4 separate regions of the Homo sapiens genome follow, and all the other regions are linked to region 4. Evidence: chromatin contacts called from ENCODE Hi-C or POLR2A ChIA-PET data. All regions are on one chromosome and are shown on one strand. The core of a region is the stretch at or near the end of the contact, and the rest is flanking DNA. Distances in the headings are between cores, read along the strand shown.

Region 1 (2,941 bases), core at 37-2,536, 1.2 Mb before region 4:
ATTGGACTTCTTTCACGGGGAGGTTTGCTTCTAGCAGACCTTAGCGCAACGATTTAAAAAGGGTTACCGTAAGTTAAAACAGAGGTGACCCTGAAAAAGAAGGAATCAGTGTACCAAGAATCAGGCTCCTGGAAGAGCAGCAAAAATCTCTTCTTCAACCCATGTAAGCACCTGCACACAGATAAAGAGCACTCAACACCTCACCGAGGAAGACACTCTCCAGTCTTCCTCCTCTCCAACACTTCTTCCACACCATACACCAGACTGAAGGCCCCATCGTCCTCCTCTATGACTCCTGTCCTTTTCAGGGTGCTGTAAGTTGGGCGCCTACCACACCTCTGTGCAGAAAGCGCATAGCAGCTGCTCCCATTTACTGAGTCATACTCCATGCCCGAGTCAGACATCATCTCATTTAATTCTCACCACAACCTTGAGGATACGCATGGGCAGATGAGGAAATTGAGGCAAAGAGAAGTCAAAATCAGCCGGTAAATCAGGGGCATAAATAGAACCGTGCCCTTAACCACGGGCTATACCGCCTTTAAACCGTGCCCTTAACCACTGGCTATACCGCCTTCTAGATATCAACTTCTGAAAGGCAGGTGCCCAGTCTTGGCTCTGGGCAACCCCGCGAGCAACCCATGTTAGCTGAATGAGACTGAACCGCTGACAGCGAACAGGCTTGGGGAGTGACAAGGGGCGGCCCAGCCTCCGGAAATGGTCAGTTTAAAATGCTGCTCAGCTGGGGGCGGGGGCGTTGAGAGAGGGGTTTAACTGCACAGAAATGCCATCTGGCATCATTCCGCCAAACAACCGGGTTGGTTTCGGGCTTCCTGCGCGTCCAAGTCAACACTAATCCTCACAGGCACAAGGTGCCAAGCAGCCGGGAGCGGAGGGAACGGGGCTATGCTCTAGGAAGCTGAGGGCCTAGGTGGAAAGGGTGGGAGGCATCTCGGGCCCGAGAACCAAGGCAGGCGACCTCGCCACTTGGAAGAGGTGACCCTCATATGCCCAGGTAGCCAGGGGCTGGGGTGGGGAGTCACGACCCTGGTCCGGAGTCGACAGGGACGGAGCAGAGGACCGGGGAAAAAATCGCGAACCACCCCCCAATCCCCACGCCCACGCGCACTCACTCGACTGCGCCACGTCCCCTGAAGGCTGCTCCGATCCAAGTCCGGTGGTATCCCTAGGTAAGGCCCCGCTTGCCCAGACCCACTTGGCTCCGGGCCTTCGGGACTCACCGCACGGGAGGAGCAACCAGGCGGCGCAGCGCGGGCGAAAACTATGATTTTCAAAACTGAAGGCTCAGCCAATCCTCGGCAAGTTTGTCCGGGCGGTTGCAAAATTTTAAGCCAATCAAATAACAGGAAGTACCAGTCAGCCCTCCTATTGGCCATATCCACTAGCAATCTGCGGGACTAAGAGGCGGGGAAAGGAAGCGAAAGACTTTAAGCCCCCTCAGCTTCCGGGTGCTGCGGCCGCGGCCGAGAGAGGAAGTAGATCCCCGCCTGGGAGGAGCCCGCAGACCTGGAACTACGAGTCCCGGCGAGCACTGCGAAGGCCACGCGCGGCTTTCTTTCTTCTCCAAGCACGGTGGCAGTCTTCTGATCTCTGCTGCTTTTTTTTCCTCATAAAAACATGTATGTATATACTTACATTGCTGAAAGACCAGCTTTTTAATGTAACAAATTATCTAGGTACAGAAGTCATAGGTTCCTCTTCCCATGAGAAAAACATTCCTCAAAATACAAACCAAACAGCATCCCAGAGGGAGTAAAATTTCATTGTACTGAAACATATACAAATTAAGGCTACCTTGGTATATAAACAATTTAGAAATTATGATGGAATAGTTCCACCAAATCATTTACGTATAGGAATTCATGCCATTTTTTAAAGAATTGGTAGTGGGGCTCAATTCAAACAATATTATGCATCCTTACATTCAACTTAATACACTTAGCAGCTATAAGGAGTGTAACTGTAACCCCACTTCCTGAAATCTCAGGAGTAATGTTAAAAATCCAAACCCATCAAAGGCCAGGGTGTTACGGTATTTGGCTCATGAATCGAAAAGCCTAATCATTTCAATTTAATCTTTACAAGTAGAACAAGATCCAAACATGGGACGTTTTCTTATTTTTCTTTGCTTTTGTGGTTGTAATGCCCTTTTGGTTTTCTGAGCAAGCTGAATACATCTGATAAATACTACCATTGGACAAAGGATCTAAACATTGAGATGTTTTACTAAATCAAGGTTTCAAGTTGGCACAATGTTTTTACTAAGTCATATTTCAATTAGTTCATCTTTCCAATATGGAGGCGGGGGGGGAAAGACAAGGACTAATATGTCCTATAAAGAATCTCTGGCCGGCGAGATCCCGCCACTGCACTCCAGCCTGGGCGACAGAGCGAGACTCCGTCTCAAAAAAAAAAAAAAAAAAAAAAAAGAATCTCTGGCCGGGCGCGGTGGCTCACGCCTGCAATCCTAGCACTTTGGGAGGCCGAGGCGGGTGGATTGCCTGAGCTCAGGAGTTCGAGACCAGCCTGGGCAACACAGTGGAACCCTGTCTCTACTAAAATACAAAAAAAAATTAGCCGGGCGTGGTGGCTTGCACCTGTAATCCCAGCGACTCGGGAGGCTGAGACAGGAGAATCGCTTGAACCCGGGAGGCAGAGGTTGCAGTGGGCCGAGATCGCGCCATTGCACTCCAGCCTGGGCCACAAAAAGCAAAAAACTCCGTCTCAAAAAAAAAATCTCTGCCGCTTTTGAGAAGTAAAAACAAAACGCCTTGTGAATGGCAACGGAGTGTGCGTTTATCTAGAGCCTTCTGTCATCTCTTGGGCGACAGAATCCTTGGTCACCTACCCTGGTACTGGACGTTTCTTGAGAGAAGTGGTTCTCATGCAGAGGAGGTTTTATCCCACCTCCGCCCCCCAC
Region 2 (2,942 bases), core at 244-2,743, 1.1 Mb after region 4:
ACTCTGGCATAACATTATGAGACAAAGAAAAAAATATTTAACCCCAAAATATATTTCTTTGCCATATCTTGAAATTGCCCTGCAAAGTCTCTTGCGGGAAAAATCCATTTCTATAGGTATTCTCTTTCCCCTTTGTTTTCCTTCCTTCCTTCCCAGATCCAGGAGACAATCAACTAAGAGCCAGGCATATTTTTTTTTCTCTGTCTTGCCCAGTCTGGAGTCTGGAGTGCAGTGGCGTGATCTCGGCTCACTGCAACCTCCGCCTCCTAGGTTCAAGTGATTCTCCTGCCTCAGCTTCCCGAGTAGCTGGGATTACAGGCACCCGCCACCACGTCCAGCTAATTTTTTGTATTTTTAGTGGAGACGGGGTTTCACCATGTTGGTCAGGCTGGTCTTGAACTCCTGACCTCAGGTAATCTGCCCGCTTTGGCCTCCCAAAGTGCTGGGATTACAGGCGTGAACCACTGCGCCCGGCCTCCAGGCACCCTTTAAGTCAGATAAAAAAACAATTTACAACAGTCTTTCTCTAAAGTCTGCTATCTAAGAGCTTCCTCTGCATAATAAAACTTGGTCTCTACAATCATTTATGTTTAACCTGAACATTCCTTTCTATCCATCCCAGGTCTTTGGACAAACTCAACCAATTGTCAACCAGAAAATGTTTACATTTACCTATAGCCTAGAAGCCCACCTTGACTTGTCCCGCCTTTCTGAACCAAACCAATGTATTTCTTAAATGCATTTGATTGATGTCTCATGCCCCTCTAATATGTATAAAGCCAAGCTGCACTTCTACCACCTTGGGCACATGTTCTCAGGACCCCCTGAGGGCTGTGTCACAGGCCATGGTTGCTCATATTTGGCTCAGAATAAATCTCTTCCAATATCTTACAGAATTTCACTCTTTTCATCAACAATATTGTTCATTCACTGAGATCTCTGGAATCACAGACTGTGCTCAAATTCTGATGGTACTGTTTTCCTGTTGTATGACCCAGAACAAGTTAAATTATTTCACCCTCAGGATGGAATCTGCAAAATAAGTATAATGACTTATCTCACAGATTCGTTGGCAGGACTAACGAATGAGGTACTCAATGACACATTGCAATTGCCCTATACATGTTAAACCATTGCTAAATCTGGTATTCTCCTAATGTCTTTGAGGGGTCCCCTAGAAAATCATCTCAAAGGCTGTGAATCGTAAGGGACCACCTTGCTAAGCAACCGGCAGGCACTAACAGTTGTACTCCGCAGAAAAATAAATAAATAAAACAAAAGACTCCCCGCCCCGCCGCCCTCTTCTTCTGGGGAAAGACTGGAGATTGGAAGGAGAACCCTAGAGAGCCAACAGGGCCCCTGGGCGTGGCTGGGCGGACGGCGCCTTTGACCGCAGGAACTCAACCTCCCCCGGAACTCAACCCCCGTCGCTCGAGTTTCTTTCGCTTCCGTCGGGACTCTGCGGAGTGGACCCGAGTGAACACAACTTCCGGCCCCACTGAGCGGTGTCCTGAGCCGATTACAGCTAGGTAGTGGAGCGCCGCTGCTTACCTGGGTGCAGGAGACAGCCGGAGTCGCTGGGGGAGCTCCGCGCCGCCGGACGCCCGTGACCATGTGGAGGCTGCTGGCTCGCGCTAGTGCGCCGCTCCTGCGGGTGCCCTTGTCAGGTCAGAAGTCCCTTTTGGTTCCTAAAGACTTTACCCCTCTTCCTCCCCCACCCTCCAGTGCTTTTTCTCCCTAACCCAAAAGGCGGCTCTGCATATGCTTGGTGAAGCACTGGTTAGGAACTACGCTATCGCACCGCCGACCTCCACCGTAGGGGTTCGTGCAAGAGGGTCACAGCTGCGTCTGGGAGTCGGCGCCCAGAGATCCCGGCTGGCCTTTTGCGGAGCCTGAGCCTTTGAGTCCATTTAGTGGAATCCGCATCCCACACCTCAAGACTCCTCCGGCGGAAGTACTTTTGGGCGGGCGCGGTGGCTCACGCCTTTAATAGCAGCACTTTGGGAGGCCGAGGCGGGCGAATCACTTGAGGTCAGTAGTTTGAAACCAGCCTGGCCAACATGGTGAAACCCTGTCTCTACTGAAAATACAAAAAAAATTAGCTGGGCGTGGTGGTGGGCGACTGTAATCCCAGCTAGTCCGGAGGCTGAGGCAGGAGAATCTCTTGAACCCGGGAGGCGGAGGTTGCAGTGAGCCGAGATCGCGCCACTGCACTGGATCCTGGGCGACAGAGTAAGACTCCGTCTCAAAAAAATAAAATAAATAAAAATAAGAAGTAGTACCTTTGGCCCAGGTTGTATCGGGGTCCCGGCCTGTTACCTTCGTCGTTTAACTTGATTTGTCTTTGTAGATTCCTGGGCACTCCTCCCCGCCAGTGCTGGCGTAAAGACACTGCTCCCAGTACCAAGTTTTGAAGGTGAGAGCTTGTCTTTCTCCTGTTCGTAAATCTTTTCTCTGATGGAAACCAGGAGCGGGTGGGAGATGACATAGGAATGTTCTCGTGTTTCCCATCCCCGTTCACTCTTTCAATAAATATGTTTTTAGAGCTTACAGTTTTGCCAACTAATATTCTGAGCACTAGAAATAAATCAAAGACAAAGGAAACCAAAAAAGTTCCTTGCTCTTACGGAGCAGCGTCTAATGAGATAGCTCCCCTAAAACCTCCCACTGGTGTGTGTCCCATGGTCCACTCAGCCAGTAGTCATTGGCCTGAAATCTGGATTTTTGAGCGGGCATGGTGGCTCACGCCTGTAATCACAGCACTTTAGGAGGCGGAGGCGGGTGGATCACTTGAGGCCAGGAGTTGGAGACCAGCCTGCCAACCTGGTGAAACCCCATCTCTACTAAAAATACAAAAAATTAGCTGGGCGTGGTAGTTTACACCTGTAATCCCAGCTACTCAGGAGGCCACTGCACTCCAGCCTGGGCAACAGAGTGAGACT
Region 3 (3,303 bases), core at 487-2,986, 1.1 Mb before region 4:
ACAGGCGCATGCCACCACGCCCGGCTAATTTTTGTATTTTCAGTAGAGAAGGGTTTAGCCATGTTAGTTAGCCAGGCTGATCTCCAACTCCGACCTCAAGTGATCCGCCCGCCTCGGCCTCCCAAAATGCTGGGATTACAGGCATGAGCCACCGCGCCCAGCCCCAGGCAACATATTTTCTTAAGGCAGCTTTAACAGGCCATGCATTTCCACATTTCCACACCTTTGCATATGCTGTTCACTCTGCTCCAAATTCCCTTCCCTGTTTCTCTCCCGCACTTCACCTTCCTTTTAACTTTTTCTTCAAACTCAGCTCACGTGTCTTGCTTAGGGAGGGCTTCCCCGACCTCCTCCTATCCCAGACTGGGTAAGGTACTCCTGGTCTAGCAGCATCCTTCTGTTTACCTTATTCTTGTAGCTCTAGCACCACTAAAACGTTTTTCCTGTAAATAACATAGGTGCATTTTTAAATGAAACCGTGAACAAGAAATCACCCTAATTCCGTCGGCAATTTATTTTAGTATTTCAGTAGAGTTGCTTTTTTAAACTAAGGTTTGGAAGTCTAGCTTCCAGCTGCAGGTTTGTGAGCATCCTGAAATTCAGTTCTTCCACCGATGCGTCAAAAGACGCGACAGAACAGTGGACCTCGAAGCCAGGACCTAGGTAAGGGCAGGGCCTAGCTCTAGCTCTGCCACCCATAAATTCACATCCACCCTGTGCCTGGGACTCAGCTTAGCCACACACACCGGCCCCACCCCTCCGGGGTCTCTTTCACCTGTCACCCGCCATTAACCCCGTCAGCTTCTCTCCAATGACACCCCAGGGTTGTCCTACAGGGCCACCGAAGCCTGAAGCTCCTGTGAGTGGGGCCGATAAGAGGCCATTTTGAAAAGTCCTCAGCATGGGCTTCGCCTTTAGATCCACGTCGTTTCTCCTTTCTAACCCGAGATGTGTCCCTTGGGTGCGAAGCGACACCAGCGATTCTCTCGGAGGCCCCGGTGGCTCACCCCCACGACTCCCCGGGGAGGCGGTCCCCATCCCTAGGGAAACCCGGCCCGCCCAGCCTTTGTTGCAGAAACCGCACACGGAGCCATATTTGCTTTCAGCCAAAGGCAGACGTGGTCGGAGGAGTCGGAAGGGCAGGGGCGGACCCGAAACCCGCCGTGCGCCCCACTTCTCCATCGCGCTCCTTCCTGGACTCTGAGGAAGAGAAAATGCGCTCGACCACCTAAGGACCGCGTCTCCACCTTCCACCTTCCCAATCATCTGCAGCTTCCCAATCTGCAGCAAGGTGTCACAAGGGCTTCTCCGCAGCTATGATTTCTAACACCATGCCCCGGGCCAGGAGCCTCAGGGTGCCCGTTCGGGAAAATGGGAGCCGAATCAGGATCACCCCATGCGCCCCCGCACCCTTCCCCCGCCGGTTCCAACGCCCGGGCGCCCCTAGACCGGGGGGGGGGTTCTGAGGTGGACTTCCTGCGCCTCCTCGCAGCTTCCCTCCAACTCCACTAAACGGGCACAGAGACGCCACCGCTGTCCCAGAGGCAGTCGGCTACCGGTCCCCGCTCCCGAGCTCCGCCAGAGCGCGCGAGGGCCTCCAGCGGCCGCCCCTCCCCCACAGCAGGGGCGGGGTCCCGCGCCCACCGGAAGGAGCGGGCTCGGGGCGGGCGGCGCTGATTGGCCGGGGCGGGCCTGACGCCGACGCGGCTATAAGAGACCACAAGCGACCCGCAGGGCCAGACGTTCTTCGCCGAGAGTCGTCGGGGTTTCCTGCTTCAACAGTGCTTGGACGGAACCCGGCGCTCGTTCCCCACCCCGGCCGGCCGCCCATAGCCAGCCCTCCGTCACCTCTTCACCGCACCCTCGGACTGCCCCAAGGCCCCCGCCGCCGCTCCAGCGCCGCGCAGCCACCGCCGCCGCCGCCGCCTCTCCTTAGTCGCCGCCATGACGACCGCGTCCACCTCGCAGGTGCGCCAGAACTACCACCAGGACTCAGAGGCCGCCATCAACCGCCAGATCAACCTGGAGCTCTACGCCTCCTACGTTTACCTGTCCATGGTGAGCGCGGGCGGGCCTAAGCGGTGGCGGGGGCCGGGCGCGGTTCCCGGGGCGCGCGCTGGGGCGGGCCGGGGGTGTGGCCACCCGCGGGCTCTCCCGCCTCCCTGCGCCCTTCTGGAAAATGGAGGCTGCTCGAGGTTTCCGAGGACTTCTCTGGCGCAGAAAGTCGGGGCAGCTGGTTCTTCTCGGCTGTACCCTGAGAATGCTCCCTCCTAGGCCAGGGCCGCCTCTGCACACCCTTCTTTTTTAAGGAGACCTTGGTGTCCTGAAATCCTGGGGTTGCAAGACTGCCAGCCTGTGTGATCAATCCTGCGGTTAGGAAGGTGGAGTTTTGCTTTCCCATCTTTTCCTCTGCCTCCGGCATTTGGCCCTAAATGCCAGCGTTTTTTGCTTAGGTATCCAGCTCCCGTCCGCCTGTGTGTGGCGGAGCTGCTGGGTAACGGTGTCGAATAGCAAACCTTGGGGGCTGGCGGGAGGTGGCTTATCTTGTGGGTAGATCCCTCTCGAGCAGCCGTATCCACCTCTCGGCTCTGCTTATCTCTAAGTCCCACTTGCTTTGAAGCATATCTCTAGGAATCGCCCCTTCTGCAGTCACCGAAGTGTCACCTGACCTTGCGCCTAGGGGACCTAATTTATCTTTTATGTATCTTACTGTAAGAGGTGTGGAGTTTGGCCTACTAATTGAACCCCCAGTTCTTGGATAAAGTCCACCGACAGTTACTGGGCAAGAAATTTTTCAGTGATCAGTGGAATCAGTTTTCCCAAATCTTGGTCTTAGGCAGTGTCGTGGGAGTCTTCCTTAGAATTGCCTTGTGATTGTCCAAACTATCCCAAGAATAAATGTGTTCCAAATGGATTTGAAAACAGGCCTGTATTTCTGTGACTGTCACTGCCTTTCACAAACACTTGACTACATCAAATGTCTAAAACTGAAAATCAAATTTTTGTGATATAACTATTATAAAAGTATGTTTACATCAACATACTGTCCACATTTGCCACCTTGCATGGGGGTTTTTAATTTGTGTGTGTGTGTGAGAGACAGAGTCTCGCTCTGTCGCCCAGGCTGGAGTGCAGTGGCGCGATCTCGGCTCACTGCAGCCTCCGCCTCCTGGGTTCAAGTGATTCTCTTACCTCAGGCTCCTGAGTAGCTGGAATTACAGGCGCACGCCACCACGCCCAGCTATTTTTTTTTATTTTTAGTAGAGACGGGGTTTCACCATGTTGACCAGGATGGTCTCGATC
Region 4 (3,008 bases), core at 92-2,591:
TTCTTCCGGAATGCCTTTCGTTCTCCTTCTCCTCTGAATACTGCCCACCTGTCAAAGTCCCTCTCACTCACATCCTGTTCATCCTGCCCTTTTGTCTTGATACCTTACAGTCCACACCACGTCTTTTGCATGATTCCTGAGAGTATCTTATCTTACAGATATCCACAAAGAATCATACACTATCTGAGCTGGAAGAGAAATAGAAAATACAAAATCCAAAATACAAAATAAAGAAATTTATAGGAGGCCATTGGTTTGGACTGAGCTCTTCTGCTAGGCCTAACAGACCAAGCTAAAAAGAGTTAGTCCTGCTGAAGCTCCACGCCAATAAGCTGAAACGAAGATCTTTACGACCTTCTGAGTGTGTATGTGTGTGTGTGTGTGTGTGTGTGTGTGTGTGTGTGTAGGGGGGAGCTAAATTCCCAAACAGGCAAGTTTTAGGTGGCATGATAAGTCCCCTCCACTTTAACCTTTACAAGAAAAGTAATTTTGAAATTACCAAATGACCAATCCGCTTTTTGTTCTCTGTTCCTGTTTTCCTCAGTCCTTTTCTGTCTATAAAACCAAGTTCTCCTGTTCAGCTCATTGGAACAACCATTATATTTTATAGTATGAGGCACTGCCCAATTCTATAGAATCGCACCTTAAGTCCCAGCTACTCCGGAGGCTGAGGCAGAAGGATCACTTGAGGCCAGGAGTTCCAGGATGCACCTGTGATAGCCATGATTGCTATGACCGCACCTGTGAATAGCCACTGCCTTCCAGCCTGGGCAACATTGCCAGAGTCCGTCTCTTAAGAAAAAAAAAATCTTTGAACTAAGTTTGTTGTGATTTTGTCTTTTGACAAAGAAGAAAGGGCAATGTGAATTGCCCCAAATCACAGAGCGAAATGGTAGTAGTCAGGACCAAAACACTTTCTTAGCCGTTTTCTTAGTTCTTGTACCCATCTGTTTCTGTATTTTCTTCACCAGGCCATCCAGCAGTGTCTCTTAAAGGGTAGCCCGAGAAACAACTGACTTAGAAAAGCGTGGGGCACAGTCTGTCTACGCAGACCCGAGGAATCTGCATTTTAACAAACTCACTGGGAAATTCTCGCGCACGCCAAGGTTTCAAAGACCAGGGTCCCGTGGCACAGTGCCGCACAGTTGTCAAAACAAGTGCTGTCCAATTGTTTTGGTTTTAAATTCTCACTGCGTCATGGGAAATGTAGTTTCGAGCCTCCTCTCTCCCGACGCCCCAGCCAATCCTCCGGCGCTTTACGGAACGAGCCGAGTCAATCCGGAAATAACCGAGTGTTCGTGGCGGGCCCTTTCCTGCCCGGCTGCATTCTGGGAAAGGGCAATTTCCGTTAGGTGCTGAAGGCTGTGGCGCGCGGCTGTCCCCATTCCCACGTGAAGCGCTACGCTAGCATCGCTCGGCTGGCGGCTCCCAGCTCGCCGCGGAGCAGTCCCGGCAGCAGCGGGGGACCGGAAGTGGCTCGCGGAGGCTCAGAAGCTAGTCCCGGAGCCCGGCGTGTGGCGCCTCGGAGCACGGTGACGGCGCCATGTCCCTAATCTGCTCCAGTGAGTGTTGGCTGCGGCCAAGCGCGGGTCTCAGGAGGCCAGAGAGCGGCGCGGGAGCGTGTGCGGTCCGCTGCGGCGCCCGGGCCGGGGTGGAGGCGGGAATGGGGCGCTCCGGAGGCCGAGCGGCGGCCTGTCAGCACCGGAGCCCCCCCCGTCGGAGCGGGGTGCATTTGCGCAGTGCCCCGCAGTTTACATAGTGCCTGAGGTTTATTGTCGCAGACATTACTGAGGCCGGTCGCCTCATTCTACAGAGTGGAAACAGGTCTGGACAGAGAGAGCTGGTGCAAGGGAAGCAGCCTTAATGTAGGAGTCAGAAAACTCGAGGTCTTGTCCAGGGTCCGCCTCCCATTGGCTTTATGAATTGGCTCAAGGCTCTGGGCCTCGGTTTCCCCATCTGCAAAATCGAGAGCATTGCAGTGGATGTTTTGCGAGGCCTCGCTCGGATAGTCGGAGCTTTTGCAATTTGCAAAGGTCACATGATGAGTTAGAGGTAGAGGCAAGGCTGGCAGCCAGGTATCTGGCTCCCAGCCTTACACTGTATGACTAATAAAAACAGCGCACATTTATAAGCCCTTATTGGTTTACAACGCGCTTCCAAGTCTATGATCTCATTTTATCCTCACAAGAATTCCCTAAAGGAGAAATAAAGATCCTGGTTTTGCAGATGAGGATGCAAGGCGCAGGAAGAGCGGGGCTTATCTAAGGATGCGTAGCTAGTCAGTGGCAGAGCTGGGTGACGTAGTTAGGTGACACGGATCTTGGACCCTGAATCCATGCTTTTTTCATACCTTCCACTATCTTTCCCTTTGATATTTTATCATGACGTACAGACATTTTCCTTTCCCTTTTCGTTGTTTCATCAGATTACTCGTTTCCCCTCCCTTTTGCTATTCACTTCCTTCTCTTCTCAGAACCTGTACATTGATCCAAAGAGGGGGAAGAAGGAAGGGAAATGATGGAAAAGGAATCCCTCACTTTGAAGAAATTACAGCTCGCAAAGTACCTTCACATTTATTGTTTCCTTCCAATCTTCGGGAAGCTCTCTTTTACGTTCCCCAGCACCATCCTTCCTGGCATGGTTCACTCATTTGTTAGATGTTTACCGAGTGCCCTGGGGGCATCTGCATTGTACTGGAAGTGAGAGACCAGCTGTAATCCTTATCCTCAAGGGGTGCACAGTCTACGCAGGCAAGAGTGTAAATGATACCTCTATTGCGGGTTGTTGTGAAGATGAATTACTGTACTGTATGCCTAGAATTGTGCTTGGCACATAGAAATGTGCCATGCAAATGTGCCATGTAAATATTTTTAAATATTTTTATTGTAGCGATTGCCACTTTGCTCCTTGGAATCTTCCAGGTGATAAGTGTCTGTACGCTAATCAGTTGACTGGTAGCTGGTAGACTCAATAGCTTCAGGATGGGGACTGGTCACCTAGGAAGACTA

What was found. Hi-C counts contacts between places; a loop is a spot of excess contacts on that map. ChIA-PET counts read pairs that join two places held with the same protein, here RNA polymerase II (POLR2A). Pooled maps may share reads with other maps.
Region 1: a loop to region 4 is called in a map of CD8-positive, alpha-beta T cell, with 5 times the contacts of the local background. The contact joins the promoter of INCENP here to the promoter of PRPF19 in region 4. A Hi-C loop is called at or near these places in 3 of 168 maps with a recorded cell type or tissue (CD4-positive, alpha-beta T cell, CD8-positive, alpha-beta T cell and naive thymus-derived CD4-positive, alpha-beta T cell), 2 of 37 single-sample maps with no recorded cell type and 10 of 50 pooled maps.
Region 2: a map with no recorded cell type shows a loop between it and region 4 (8-fold over the local background). The contact joins the promoter of MRPL16 here to the promoter of PRPF19 in region 4. A Hi-C loop is called at or near these places in 1 of 37 single-sample maps with no recorded cell type and 9 of 50 pooled maps. POLR2A ChIA-PET finds 5 or more read pairs at or near these places in 1 of 52 experiments (naive thymus-derived CD4-positive, alpha-beta T cell).
Region 3: a map of CD8-positive, alpha-beta T cell shows a loop between it and region 4 (18-fold over the local background). The contact joins the promoter of FTH1 here to the promoter of PRPF19 in region 4. A Hi-C loop is called at or near these places in 4 of 168 maps with a recorded cell type or tissue (B cell, CD4-positive, alpha-beta T cell, CD8-positive, alpha-beta T cell and 1 more), 2 of 37 single-sample maps with no recorded cell type and 13 of 50 pooled maps. POLR2A ChIA-PET finds 5 or more read pairs at or near these places in 2 of 52 experiments (MCF 10A and activated CD8-positive, alpha-beta memory T cell).

The regions. Positions count from the first base shown.
Region 1 is chr11:62,122,356-62,125,296 of GRCh38, reverse strand. INCENP (inner centromere protein) reads right to left here and starts at 1,286. Exons shown (of 19, transcript NM_001040694.2): 1 at 1,134-1,286. It overlaps LOC124902681 (a long non-coding RNA gene), which reads left to right and starts at 1,586. Exons shown (of 2, transcript XR_007062697.1): 1 at 1,586-1,640. RefSeq lists enhancers at 415-996, 986-1,055, 1,586-1,675.
Region 2 is chr11:59,809,329-59,812,270 of GRCh38, reverse strand. It overlaps MRPL16 (mitochondrial ribosomal protein L16), which reads left to right and starts at 1,493. Exons shown (of 4, transcript NM_017840.4): 1 at 1,493-1,667; 2 at 2,351-2,416. The coding sequence starts at 1,613. RefSeq lists an enhancer at 1,280-1,499.
Region 3 is chr11:61,966,067-61,969,369 of GRCh38, reverse strand. FTH1 (ferritin heavy chain 1) reads left to right here and starts at 1,736. Exons shown (of 4, transcript NM_002032.3): 1 at 1,736-2,058. The coding sequence starts at 1,945. LOC399900 (a long non-coding RNA gene) reads right to left here and starts at 2,076. Exons shown (of 1, transcript NR_187560.1): 1 at 491-2,076. RefSeq lists enhancers at 630-679, 800-869 and silencers at 1,390-1,739, 2,010-2,209.
Region 4 is chr11:60,904,918-60,907,925 of GRCh38, reverse strand. PRPF19 (pre-mRNA processing factor 19) reads left to right here and starts at 1,341. Exons shown (of 16, transcript NM_014502.5): 1 at 1,341-1,562. The coding sequence starts at 1,544. It overlaps PRPF19-DT (PRPF19 divergent transcript), which reads right to left and starts at 1,147. Exons shown (of 2, transcript NR_186697.1): 1 at 1,083-1,147. RefSeq lists enhancers at 889-1,008, 1,122-1,709 and a silencer at 1,649-1,748.